Linked DNA regions of Homo sapiens: regions 1 and 2 are each linked to region 3. The links are chromatin contacts, found by Hi-C or POLR2A ChIA-PET in ENCODE. All regions are on one chromosome and are shown on one strand. The core of a region is the stretch at or near the end of the contact, and the rest is flanking DNA. Distances in the headings are between cores, read along the strand shown. Region 1 has its middle 42 kb from the start of MIR492. Region 2 overlaps NDUFA12 (NADH:ubiquinone oxidoreductase subunit A12). Region 3 has its middle 39 kb from the start of MIR492.

What was found. Hi-C counts contacts between places; a loop is a spot of excess contacts on that map. ChIA-PET counts read pairs that join two places held with the same protein, here RNA polymerase II (POLR2A). Pooled maps may share reads with other maps.
Region 1: a map of astrocyte of the cerebellum shows a loop between it and region 3 (5-fold over the local background). The contact joins two enhancer-like sites. A Hi-C loop is called at or near these places in 4 of 168 maps with a recorded cell type or tissue (Caco-2, astrocyte of the cerebellum, endothelial cell of hepatic sinusoid and 1 more). POLR2A ChIA-PET finds 5 or more read pairs at or near these places in 2 of 52 experiments (GM12878 and naive thymus-derived CD4-positive, alpha-beta T cell).
Region 2: a loop to region 3 is called in a map of HepG2, with 5 times the contacts of the local background. The contact joins two enhancer-like sites. A Hi-C loop is called at or near these places in 5 of 168 maps with a recorded cell type or tissue (HepG2, cardiac septum, esophagus muscularis mucosa and 2 more), 3 of 37 single-sample maps with no recorded cell type and 9 of 50 pooled maps. POLR2A ChIA-PET finds 5 or more read pairs at or near these places in 1 of 52 experiments (A549).

Annotation. Positions count from the first base shown.
Region 1 is chr12:94,790,797-94,794,720 of GRCh38, reverse strand. No RefSeq gene overlaps it. Among named protein-coding and RNA genes, the nearest start is that of MIR492, 42 kb to the left of the region's middle. Within about 2 kb of position 1,865, at least 2 of the 41 ENCODE cell types and tissues checked have a DNase peak (open chromatin) inside an H3K27ac peak, as active enhancers do; they include ovary, where a contact is called at or near this core.
Region 2 is chr12:94,980,682-94,984,990 of GRCh38, reverse strand. The region is part of intron 3 of NDUFA12 (NADH:ubiquinone oxidoreductase subunit A12); the gene reads left to right. Among named protein-coding and RNA genes, the nearest start is that of NDUFA12, 21 kb to the left of the region's middle. Within about 2 kb of position 2,815, at least 3 of the 41 ENCODE cell types and tissues checked have a DNase peak (open chromatin) inside an H3K27ac peak, as active enhancers do.
Region 3 is chr12:94,871,251-94,875,625 of GRCh38, reverse strand. No RefSeq gene overlaps it. Among named protein-coding and RNA genes, the nearest start is that of MIR492, 39 kb to the right of the region's middle. RefSeq lists silencers at 1,592-1,691, 1,702-2,311, 2,372-2,491. Within about 2 kb of position 1,921, at least 4 of the 41 ENCODE cell types and tissues checked have a DNase peak (open chromatin) inside an H3K27ac peak, as active enhancers do; they include ovary, where a contact is called at or near this core.

The DNA of each region.
Region 1 (3,924 bases), core at 616-3,115, 81 kb after region 3:
TACCCTAAATAGGATCTGTGTAAGCCCATCCTCGGGTGAGAAGTCTTAGACTAGAAACAAGGCAAATATCCATTAATGGGAGAATGGGTAAATAAATAGTGGTATATTCCTAAATCGAATACTATTACATAACAATGAAAATGAATGAAGTATAATTATGTGTGTAAACATGGATAAAACTAAACAAATGCTGAATGAAAAAGCAAGTTACAGAAGAATACCTGCTCTATATTTTTATGGACATAAAATTTAATATAGCAAAATTAGATGGTTTATTGCTTAGGGATACATATATATGTGACGAGGAGAGTATAAAGAAAAGCAAAGGAGGCCGGGCACAGTGGCTCATACCTATAATCCTAGCACTTTGAGAGGCCGAGGTGGGTGGATCACTTGAGGTCGAGACCAGCCTAGGCAACATGGTGAAACCCTGTCTCTATAAAAAATACCAAAATTAGCCAGGTGTGGTGGCGCATGCCTGTAGTCCCAGCTACTTGGTGGGCTGGGGCGGGAGAATCGCTTGAACCCAGGAGGCGGAGGTTGCAGTGAGCTGAGATGGTGCCACTGCACTCTAGCCTGTGCGGTAGAGCCAGACCCTGACTCAAAAAAAAAAAAAAAAGAAGAAAAGAAAAGGAATGATTAATTGAAGATTCAGATTGTTGGTTACCTGCATATTAAGGTTGGGGCGCCTGGAATCATGGAAGGATGCACAGCGTCATCATTCTATTTCTTAAACTGTGGGATGGGTACATAGGTATTTTGTTATTTTATTTAAAATGTGGATACACGTTATGTACATTCTCTTGATTTCTTGGAATATTTCACACAAGATATACCAAGAATAAAATGAAACTAAAACAAGATACTGCATGGTATCAGATGTTCTACTTTTTATGCTTGTTTGTTGTTTTGGGGTGATTGCTCATTGTTGAGTGAGTTTAGGGAGAAGGTAGCTAGACTTTCAAGCTCTGGACTGAGGTGACAGTGAGACTGATTTGCTAGTACCTTTAAGTCATTAAAATAAATCCTGGCCATTACAGGGAGACCATTTGGTTTTGTTTCTATTGCTGGTATTGTTGCTACCAGTATTGCTAACACACTGATGTTCATTGAGCAAAGATTTTTCTAATCCCTTAACATATATTATGTCTTTTAATTCTCAAAAGATATGCGGTGAGATAGATTCCATTGTTATGTCTGTTTTACAGTGAAGGATGATGAAGCACAGAGGGAATAGGAATTCCACACCGGCAGTGTCAGCCTTGGGATTCCAACCTTCACCGCCTGCTCCCGCTGCCGCAGTGCCTCCAGGGCCCTACCGCAGTGAAATGTGAAATTCAATCTAACCCTGACGGAGGTGCAAGCAGGCGCTTGACATTTTCAGAGTTCTACAAAAGGGTTTCGCCCCTTCCTGTTTTTGAGGATGACATTTTTGTCAGGCTCTACCTGCCCCATGTCTCAGTTGCCAGTGAGTTCCTGGAGCTCGGTTAACAGGATGGCAGCTCCCCTGGTGACCCTGGTGAGAGCAGTTTCCAGCCCTGTTGCAAGTTGGTTAGGGAACGGCTGTTTTCTGCACAAAATGTTTCTGTCTGCACCTCGGGGTGCTCTTGACCTGACTGATTTGGACTTAGTTCTTATAAATGAGTGGGAGGGGGCAGAACTGAACGGTCCTGGGTGAAATTTGAATACTTCTTCAGTTCAGGCGACAGACTTAGTATGGTTAGCTTAAGAAAAAATAAGCACTAACAAAAAAAAAAAAAGGAGGAAGCCTTCTAGATGGAGGGAACTGGATCTCAGCCGAGGGCTGCAGCAGGCAGGGAGGCCCCTCAGTGGAATAAAGCTTTGGCTTGTTGCGTCACCTCACTGTAGATTACAGAGAATACTACTGCGGCAGCTGTCATTTGCCACAAAGCCATGACTCTTTCTTTCCTTGTTAGCAAAACCAGGCAGAGGTCACCCAAACTCGGGAAAGGTGGGCCTTGCCCCTGGTTCTAGGGGCAGACAGGTGAGTGTCTTCTGGTTCAAGAGATGTAAGGGGAAATTGGTGGCGGTGGGGGGCTTCTGGGAGAAAATTTGTTTCCTACATCCGAGGGAAGTAGAGGAGGAGAACCTCTGCCTGTGCTGCTTCCTGCACTCTGCTTTGCACGCAGCCGTGCTAAGATGCGATGCTTGGTACTGCTGCAGCCATTTCATGACTATGAGGGGGAAGACTAAGAGAATCACAGAGGTGCCAACCTTGTGTCCTACCATCATTGAGTCTCCCCAAAGCACCCCTGGTACTGTCTACATTCAGATTTCTTGTTATGCAAGGAAATGGACCCCTATTTATGGAAGCTGCTGTTAGCCATATTTTATGTTATTTACAACAACAACAAAAATGGTTTTAAAAGTATTTATTCCTTATTGACTTCTTGTGAAAATAAGGGAGAATGTGTGTGTGTATATATACACACATGTGTACGTACACACGTTTACGTACACACGTGCACACACATGTGTACATATGTGTGTGTACACGCGTACATATGTGTATATACATGTGTACGTATGTGTATATACATGTGTACGTATGTATATATACACGCGTACATATGTATATATACACGCGTACATATGTATATATACACGCGTACATGTGTACATATACACACGTACATATGTGTATATACACATGTACGTATGTATATATACACATGTACATATGTATATGTGTGTACATGTGTATATGTGTGTACACATGTATATATATGCAATGAGATATATACACATGTATATATATACATATATATAACATTTATTTTTTTAAATTTTACTTTAAGTTCCAGAATACTTGTGCAGAATGTGCAGGTTTGTTACATAGGTATACATGTGCCATGGTGGTTTGCTGCACCTATCAACCCGTCATCTAGGTTTTAAGCCTTGCATATATTAGGTATTTGTCCTAATGCTCTCCCTTCCCTTGTCCCTGACTCCCTGACATGCCCCAGTGTGTGATGTTTCCCTCCCTGTGTCCATGTGTTCTCATTGTTCAACAAGGGAGTATATTTTTAACATGTCTGGAACAAAGTAGATTCGTTATAGTAGTTGCTGTCATGATTACCACCATCATCACTGTCATCCCCAAGGTATCACCATGGGCTGGTCAGAGGTGCGGAAGTGGCAGAAGAGAAGAAATGTTGAAGGCTTTTGTTTCTTTCTCTTCTTCAACACAACTTGCCTCTTACAAGAGGTTATACAAGGTATGGTGGGGGTACCTGAGATAGGGAAGGGGCATTGGAGATGGAAAGGAAATGAGGGGAGTGGAAAAAATATTAGAGGGAAGTCAGGTGAGCAGAATAGACTCATGGCTTGAACTTACTGCTCTCACATCTTATTTGCCTGAAATACATTCAGTTATCCAAGGTCCCTCATATCTATTTTGTATAAGCTTAGCATTCATGGCTTAAAAACACTGTTAATGCTTACACCCTTAAAATCTTTAATGGATATTCCTTTAAACTGGTGCCCAGGGAAAAGTGCTTTTTGACATAACAAACATTTCTGGTAGAGAATTATGATAATGAGGCAAAGTCTCTATTTTCAGCTCCCAATTACCTTTCAATCCAGTTGCCGTCATTAAGCCACACTTGCATTTAGTGTGCTGGAAGTTGGAGAAATGAGTGCATTACCATCAAAGCATGAATGGCCAGTGCTTTGCATAATCATTGCAGGAACTATTGCTCAGATTTGGCACCTGTCACTCTCGCCCTGCAGTTCTCCTGTTTGGAATTCTGCCCATGCAAAGTTCTAGTTACTGGTTTAAATCATTTTCAAACCCTGGTGTGGATTGCCTAGTCACCCACAGTTGCTTTTTCTTCATTGCACATTTTCGTTTTAAACAGAGTCCCTGTGATGATTCTACATTTGCCAAAATAGTAAGAGGAA
Region 2 (4,309 bases), core at 1,566-4,065, 110 kb before region 3:
TAATTTTAATTTTTGAGATAGAGTCTCGCTCTGTTGCCAGGCTGGAGTGCAGTGGTGCGATCTTGACTCACTGCAACCTCTGCTTCCCAGGTTCAAGCAATTCTCCTGCCTCAGCCGCCCGAGTAGCTGGGATTACAGGCGTGCGCTGCCACGCCCAGCTAATTTTTGTATTTTTAATAGAGATGGGGTTTCACCATGTTGGCCAGGATGGTGAGTTTTTTTAATTCCATATATATATATTATATATATATGGGTTTTTTGTTGTTTTTTTTTTTTGGCTATTAGCATTAGAGGGGGTCATTTTGAAAAGTCTTCATCATTCTTGGAGCACCTTCTTACTTTCTGACATGAGGTGTTCCAGGTTCATCTTAGAGTTTCTCTGTTCCAGCCTTGGAGACAGCCATTTCTCTGAGGAGCCCTGTGTTTGTTTGCTTTTTTTTGTTGCTTTTTTGTTTCTTTGGAGACGGAGTTTCACTCTTACTGCCCAGGCTGGAGTGCAATGGCGCAATCTCAGCTCAACCGCAACCTCCGCCTCTGGGTTCAAGCGATTCTCCTGCGTCAGCTGGTCTTGAACTCCCAACCTCAGGTGATTCACCCACCTTGGCCTCCCAAAGTGCTGGGATTACAGGCATGAGCCACCACACCCGGCCGTTTGCTTGTTTTTTAGTGGAGAGTGGTATTAGAAACTAAGATATGAATGTCAGATGTGCTCATCATTATTGGAATGTCAGTGCTTCCAGGCCTTCTCAGTGGACAAGCTAGGAAACATGGGTAATGATTGTGTGTCCCCACCAGTACCACTGACGGCAGTCCAGCACTACAGTTTACACTCCAGTTTTCTCCCTTTCCACATTTATAGCTGGTTTCTTCTTAATATAGTTATTTGATCAATTCCACTGTGTGTAACTAAGTTCCCATTGCTGCCCTCTCATCCCCCCTCCCCCACTGGACTTCCTCCTTACCCTATTTTGCCTCCAGCACCCCAAACCAGCTTGCCACCCTCCCTTCTCCTTGTGTGGACAGGCTCTTCTCCCCACAAAGGCTCTGACACATCTTGCTGGGCTACCGCAACACCCTCCCTCACATACCAAGTGCTACATTCCTCGGGCCCACTTAATGACTTTTGCACTCTGATTTACATTTTTAAAGCATCTCTGTGGTTGCTGTGAAGAATAAAGGAAGGAGGCAAGGCAAGTGTGGAAGCAGGCTACTCACTTAAGAAGCTGTTGTAAGTCATGGCCTAGGCTGTTGATGGGGTTGGACTAGGGTGCTAGTGATGCAGGTTGTGAGATTTGGGATCGTATTAGTTGTCTATACTGTGGAACAAGTTATCCTAAACTTAGCTTAAGACAGTAAATGTTATCTCACAGCAATTTGAGTGTAGCTTAGCTGGGTGCCCCAGGCTCAGGGTCTCACAAGGTTACAGCTGAGATCTTCTCTGAGGCTGCTGTGCTCTCAAGGTTTGACTTGGGAAGGACCCACTGCCACACTTACTCATGTGGCTGTAGACAGACCTCAGAAGATTTGCTTCCCAGCTCATTCAGTAGACCTCTGCACAGGCCACCTCTTGACATGGCGTCTGGCTTCCCCAGACCAAGGTGGAAGGAACAGTCTTTTTAAACCTCATCTAGGAAGTGATATCCCATACTTCAGTTGTCTATTTATTAGAAGCAAGTCAATCAGTCCAGCCACACTTAAAATGAGGGTATTATACAAGGGTGTGAATACCAGGAGGCAGTGATCGTTGGAGGCCCTCTTAGAGGGTGCCAAGTAAGATGGGGTCAGCAGGAGTTGCTGATTGATTGGCTTTTGAGAGAAAAACCAGTCAAGGATGACTTCAATATTTTTGGCCTGAACTACTAGAGGTACAGTTACTGAGATAGGGAAGAGTGGAGTAGGGGGAGCAGGTTTAGAAGAGGTAGTCTACGTTAAGTATGAGAAGCTTGATAGACGACCACGTGAGAAGGTGAGTAGACAGTTGAAAACTAGCCTGTTGGTTAGGCTAGAGATTGATGCTGGAGATAGGATTTTGGTTTGATTTTATCTAGTGTAGTATTCAACTTAACTTTATAAATTAAGGGTTAGGAGAATATGACCTTCAGTTAAATGCCTAGCTCTGTTATCCTGGAAACCAGATAAAATTGTTTTAACAGTATTGCAATATAAAATCGACCTCTGATTGGGAAATTGCCTCTGGATTGAGAGGAATTAGAAATGCCTGGTGAGTGCTGCTGCTCTTAGAACTGGCATGACCCTGTGGGAAAGGGAATCCTGAAGCTATGCCTTTGGAGTTACTAGAGACGTTGGCTCTGGTGGAGCGTAAAGCTTTGAAGTTAGGGCAGCTCCTGCACCTGTCTCATGATGCTCTCATCTCCCTTGAGCCTGAGCTGTGTCATCTAGGGAGTTAAAGAAAATAGCTTCTGGGCCGGGCGTGGTGGCTCACACACAGCACCTTGGGAGGCCAAAGCAGGCAGATCATGAGGTCAGGTGATCGAGACCATCTTGGCTAACACAGTGAAACCCCGTCTCCACTTAAACTACAAAAAAAAATTAGCCGGGCCTAGTGGCGGTCGCCTGTAGTCCCAGCTACTTGGGAGGCTGAGGCAGGAGACTGGCATGAACCTGGGAAGCGGAGCTTGCAGTGAGCCGAGATCACACCACTGCACTCCAGCCTGGGCAACAGAGAGACTCTGTCTCAAAAAAAAAAAAAAAAAAGAAAAGAAAAAGAAAATAGCTTCTGGACGGCTGGGTGAGCTGTCACTTGCATGAACAACTGCACAGACTCCCAGGGAGAGGAACATCTGATGCTGCCCAGCTGGCAAGCTGTGATTCCTGTCCTCTGTCCTGAGTTCTCAGATGCCAAGTGTGGCCTATGATAGTCTTATGAGTCTGTTCAGTAGCTGCATAATCTCACCTAGGGAAAGATTTCCCTTAGAGACATTAGCGTTTTGGATAGAATTTTAGTCAGCTTCTCTGTTTCATTTAATGTTCTCTAATCTTATGGGAAACATTAGAAATCTTGTGGAAAAATGAGCTCATTTTATCTCTCTGGTCTAAAGGCCTTCACTTCTTTGAATCTACCAGCCACCAGTAAAGGCTGCTAAGTCCACCAGTACAAAAACAAAAGATGGTGGTGCAAACTTCTTGGATGGGCAGTTGAGCTACACGTGCCTTGAAAATAAGAAACGGATTGCCTAGAACCTAACACAGTCTGCTTACAAACTTGATTCATTCAACAAATATATATTGAGCACCCCCCTATATGTCAGGCCTTGATGGGTTTATATATTCACAGTGGTGAGTGAAATATGTATGGTCTTTGTTCTCTTGTAGTTTATAGGCACTTAATGAATACTAGTACTAATACTGTGTTCTAATTTAGTGTCTTTTTTTACAGTACCTTCATTTTCCTATATGTTTTATTCTCTTATGGGATCAGCAACAAGATATTAATTTCTTCTTCAGGAATTTATATTTAATTTGATTGAGTAGAATACCCTGAAAGTATTTAAGTAGATAACAAATAACATTTTATTTTATTTTGAGGCAGTGTCTCGCTCTATCACCCAGGCTGGAGTTCAGTGGTGCGATCTTGGCTTACTGCAGCCTCGACCTCCTGGGCTCAAGCCATCCTCCTGCCTCAGCACCCGGAGTAGCTGGGGCTACAGGCACGGGCCACCATGCCCGGCTACTGTTTGTATGTATGTATGTATGTATGTATTTAGTAGAGACAGTGTTTTGCCATGTTGCCCAGGCTGGTCTCAAACTCCTGGGCTCAAGCTATCCACCTGCCTTGGCCTCCCAAAGTGTTGACATTACAGGTGTGAACTACCGTGCCCAGCTCAAGTACTATTCTATACTACTTTTTCTTTCTTTTTTTTTCTCTTGTTCTTGTCTTTATTTTGTTCAATGCCAATTTTATTGCCTTCAGTTTTATTCTGAAGTTATCTAATTGCCACCGTCTACACAGTAACACACAGAAGTCTTCATTTTCATTGTTATGGTAGTTAGCATTTATATAGAATTAGTGTAGAAAAGTAGAAAGTTTGGGCTATTTCATGCACGGCTGTATAAAATTATTGTTTTCACTTGTATCAGAAGAAATAAAGATGTGCTTTTTGTGGTTTGAAGTATTGGAACCTTGAAGTCCTTTGAACCAAGTTAAAAAAAAAAACAAAGCAAGACATGGCTTGGTTAGATTTTTCTCTATTGCACGTATACCGTTTTCCCACTTGGTGGCACTTTCTGTTCATTTCTTAGTAACATGTCTTTCTCTCTCAGCATAGTTACACCAGTCTCTCCTCGTACA
Region 3 (4,375 bases), core at 672-3,171:
ACGTACTTCATAGAGTTGTGTGGATTGAAATGATAAGACAGGTATGGCTCAGAAGTACACTTACTAACATTGTTATTTTCCCAAAGAAAGGCAAAAACATAAAAGCTCAATCAGAAGAGATTATATATCCAGGGAGGAAAAAACCCACTGCATACAGATCATAAGATAAAGTAAAAAAGGGACATAGCAAGTGTCATTAATTGTCGTTTCTTACATTTCCCCCTCACACATCAGTCACTCCTCCCCCTATCTGTGCTGATAGGCACCAAAGAGAAATCCAGACAAAATGTTTTTATTCATTAGATCATTAAGGTACTTCGTGTAATATTACGGTCTCTATAGTGCTGCTGACAATCAATGTTAGAAAATTATAAAGGTATTTCTTTGGCAGTGGTGATCTGCCAGAATAACTGGCATAAAGGCAATGCCAAAGCTGAAACACTCATGAGAAGTGTTTACCCGGCACAAGCCTTTGCATTCCCACTGCTGTCTGCCTGCATACCTGTCACAGCCGCTTTGGAAACACAAGCGTCCTTGGATGCTTTTCAAAGGATCCTCTGACAAACAAGAGATATTTTTTTCTACACAAAATTCAGGCTGCCTTGAGTTCCGTGCTATTTGATTTACTTTGTTCAGCAGTCGAAGCAGAATAAAATCAGATTTCTTCCTGGAAGACCTTCCCACATCATTCCATCCTGTTCTTGCGGATTTAGATCCTGCATTCTGAGCTCAAGGGTGTGCAGCGTTTTCATGATCTGGGGAATACATTTTTCCCCCTTCTCATTTTTTTCCCGCAGAAGCATTAGCATTTGGGGATGGGCTCCCGTGTTGTTTGGAAAAGTTGGGGTGGAGGTCGATTGTGAAGAGAAAGCTGTGCACACAGGGGACTGCTAGGAAAACCCGTGGGTTTCGCTGGAATGGGGATGCTGACCTCTTCCCCTGCCGAGCTCCTTCACCTGAATGAGACCAGACGGTCTCTGTTCCACGGTGTTTCCTCCAGCCCCGGGTGGATCTGCTGTTTACCGCTCTTAACTCTCTTCCCACCCCTCCTCGGAAAGCTTTATGAATGCTCAGGACTTTCAAAAAACAATCGCAGAATCTAAAGAATGGTAAAGGGCCGACGCACTGGCTCACACCTCTCATCCCAGCACTTTGGGAGGCCGAGGCTGGAGGGTCGCTTGAGGCCAGGAGTTCGAGACCAGCCTGGGCAAAATGGCGAGACACCAGTCTCTACAAAAGAATAAAAATACAAAAATTAGCCGGGCGTAGTGGAGCACTCGCCTGTGGTCCCAGCTACTGGGAAGGCTGAGGCGGGAGGATCGCTTGAGCCTGGGAGAATCGCAAGGCTGCAGTGAGCCGAAATCGCGCCCCTGCGCTCAGCCTGGGGGACAGAGCGAGACCCTGTCTGAAAAATTAAAAAGAAAACGAAGAGTAGGAACGGACATTAGCGGGCCACCTTCCCATCCCATGGGGAGAATTTTAAGGTGGTACTTTTAAGGCGGGTGAGAATTGCCATCTGCGCTCTCCGCCAATCCACTCTTGCTCCGCAAACTTGGGGTCCCTGTAGGGTGGGCCCAGCTTTCACCCCAAAGCTTCTCCAGCTCAGTTCTGGGGGCCGCGGGGCAGGCATCGGAGACTCGCTCCGCTCCTGGTGGGGCCAGAACTCGAGGAAGAGGAGAGGGGCGAAGCGGCCCGAGGAGGCGGGGACGCTGCGACGGCGGCAGAAAGGCCCCGGGGCCCCGGAGCTCCGCGAGCTCAGTGCGCCCTTGGCCGGCTCCGCGCCTCCGCCGCAGCCCGGGAGAGCCCCGGGGACCCCGCGGCCAGCGCTACCCCGCCCCGCCCCCGCCGGCTTGGCGGCCGCGGCGCAGGCGTGTGCAGGAGGGGGCAGCGCGGAGCTCCCGGCCGGCCGAGCGTCGCCGCCGGCCCAGCCCTTCTCGCGCCCAAGTCGCCGAGCCCCGCCCGGACGGCCCAGACACCATGCGGAGGGTGAGTGCGCCGTCGCCCCGGGGTGCGGGGGCGGGGGCGTGCGCCGGGGTCCTCCCAGCGGGAATAGTGAGGGTGCGGCGGGGACGGACCTCGGCGGGGAGCGCGGTCGCCCCCGGGGGACTGAGGAGGGGAAGGGGCGCCGCGGGGACCCCGGGCCCGCACTCTTCGGGGCTGCGCTGGCACGTCGGAGCCCTGGGCCCGCGCTTGCGAGGTGGGCTGCGCCCGGCACTCCGCCCCACGCCTGCTGGCGAGCCCCTTCTCCGGCTCCCCTGACGCCCGCCTGGCTGCCAGAATTCTGCCCAAAGCCCCGGTCCTTCTTTGGGAGCCCGGGCAGCTCTGCTGGGCGTCGGTGGGGCTCCCTTGGCGCACACCCCAGAGACGGAGCCAGCCCCAGGTCCGGGCCAGGTGGGCGACAGGTCGAGGCCGGGGCTGGGGTTGGGGAGAGGAAGGATGCCTGCACTCCGGCATTTGGAAGGCGCGAGCCTCCTCCAGGCACGGCCCGCCGACGGCGCGCAGCTCCTGGCCTGGGGCGCCCTCGGGGGCTGCGGCTGCTGCTTTACCGGCAGGTGCCAGGGAGCCCGCGCTCACCCCCACCCTCCAGCCAAGGCTGCCTGTGGAAAAACGAAAAATAAACAGGCTCAGCTGCAGTGGCTCTTCCACCTCCAGGGACAGCTTGGGGGACTGGTGCTGCTTGTTGTTAGCCCCGGAGAGAGCGCAGGCCCTAGTGCAGCTCGTTCTTACTTGTCTGGGGAAGTTAATTGACACGAAGATGCTGGCGACTTTGTAAGTTACCAGACCCGTTTGTATTTTAACTTTGGAAATGGAAGGTGCTTTAATCAAATACAGGATCTCAGCATTAATATGTGTGGAAAAGCAGTAGAGGAAACTTAAGGAAATCCTATTGGGTACCCTCCACATTGTCCCAGAACTCCTAAGGCCACCCTGAAGACAGTTTACGCGCCAAGGAAGGGGTGGAGGGGTATTTTCTGAAGAGACAAGGCTGAGAAGAAATGGAAGAAAACCAAACCAAAACAAAACAAAACAAAAAAAAAGAAGAAAACAAAAACGGAATAAGACTCTCCCACCAGAGTCCATGCATTTCTCTAGGTTGGAACTTGAGGTTGGCTTGTTGTAAGGTACGTAGGCGCCTATTGCTTTGGTCATCTGAGTGGCCCTTTCAGAGATTTCCGCCTCTCAGCGGCTGGGCTGCTCCCAAGGGAACTCGGGCCCCTTTTGGCTGGTGGTACCAGAATTAAGTGTTCTGTGTGTGTGTGTTGAAGGGGGTGTCTTTGGAGGGAGTATAGAGCAAATGTGAATTGGCCCCAGCTGCCCCTGGAAAGTCTCTCAATGAGCTGACACGGAAATTTACCTGGCTTATACTTTTGGAGCTAGTCCAGACCTGCTCAGGTGTTTCTGGGGAGAACAGGATTCCAGCCAGGCTGGCCAGCTAGTTTGGCATGCAGCAGAAATGGAAACTGGCCGTGGTGAGGTTACTTGTTTGAACTCCAAATTCAGGGGTCAGCAACCTCCTTTTACTCTCAGTGCCTCAGGGTAATTAAAGAAAAGAGCCTGGATGGGATCCGTAGAAATGCGTGTTAGAGGGAGAATCACGATTTGGAGATGGAGGGCATTGACCAGAGTATCTTAACATGTGATCTGCCTACTACCTGCCTTAGGATGAAAGAGGTGGATGCTTGCTGCAAATGCAGATTCCTAGGCTTTGTTTCAAACCTAATGAGTTAGAATCTCTGAAACTGGAGCTTGGCAATCTGCATTTTAAATACTCAGCCCCCACCTCCATAAGACGTGTATTAAGCACCTACTATGTGCAGGCGCTGTTCTGAGCTCTAGGAATACTGTGAGGAACATGACATACAAAAGCCTTGTTCTCTTGGAGGCCGCATTCAAACTGAGAAATCAGATAATAAAGTAGTAAACAAAGGTACAAATAATGTAGTTTCAGATAGTGATGAGTGCTATGAGGAAAATAGAGCAGGATTTGTGCCCAGGTTTGCTGGACTCCAAAGCCCTGGCTCTTGACATTACACTCTGTTGCCTACAAACTTTTTGTTTCTGCCCCAGACCCTGTCTGGTTCTGGAGAAGCATATAATTTGGCAGTTTGGCAGATGCATGTGGCAGCCCTTCAACTGTGGCAGATCAGTAACTGCAGAGAGAGAGTGTGCAGACACACTATTATAATCAAAAGTAATTACTTTCCTTTGGTGTCCTTGAATGAAAGAGAAGGTGTGTAGGGAATGTACAGAGTAGGAGCACAGAAGATGCCCAGTATTTGGGTTGCTCTGAAGAGAGAAGCTGTGGTCTGAATGTTTGTTGTCCCCGCAGTTCATATGTTGAAATCCTAACCCTCAAGGTGATGGTATTAAGAGG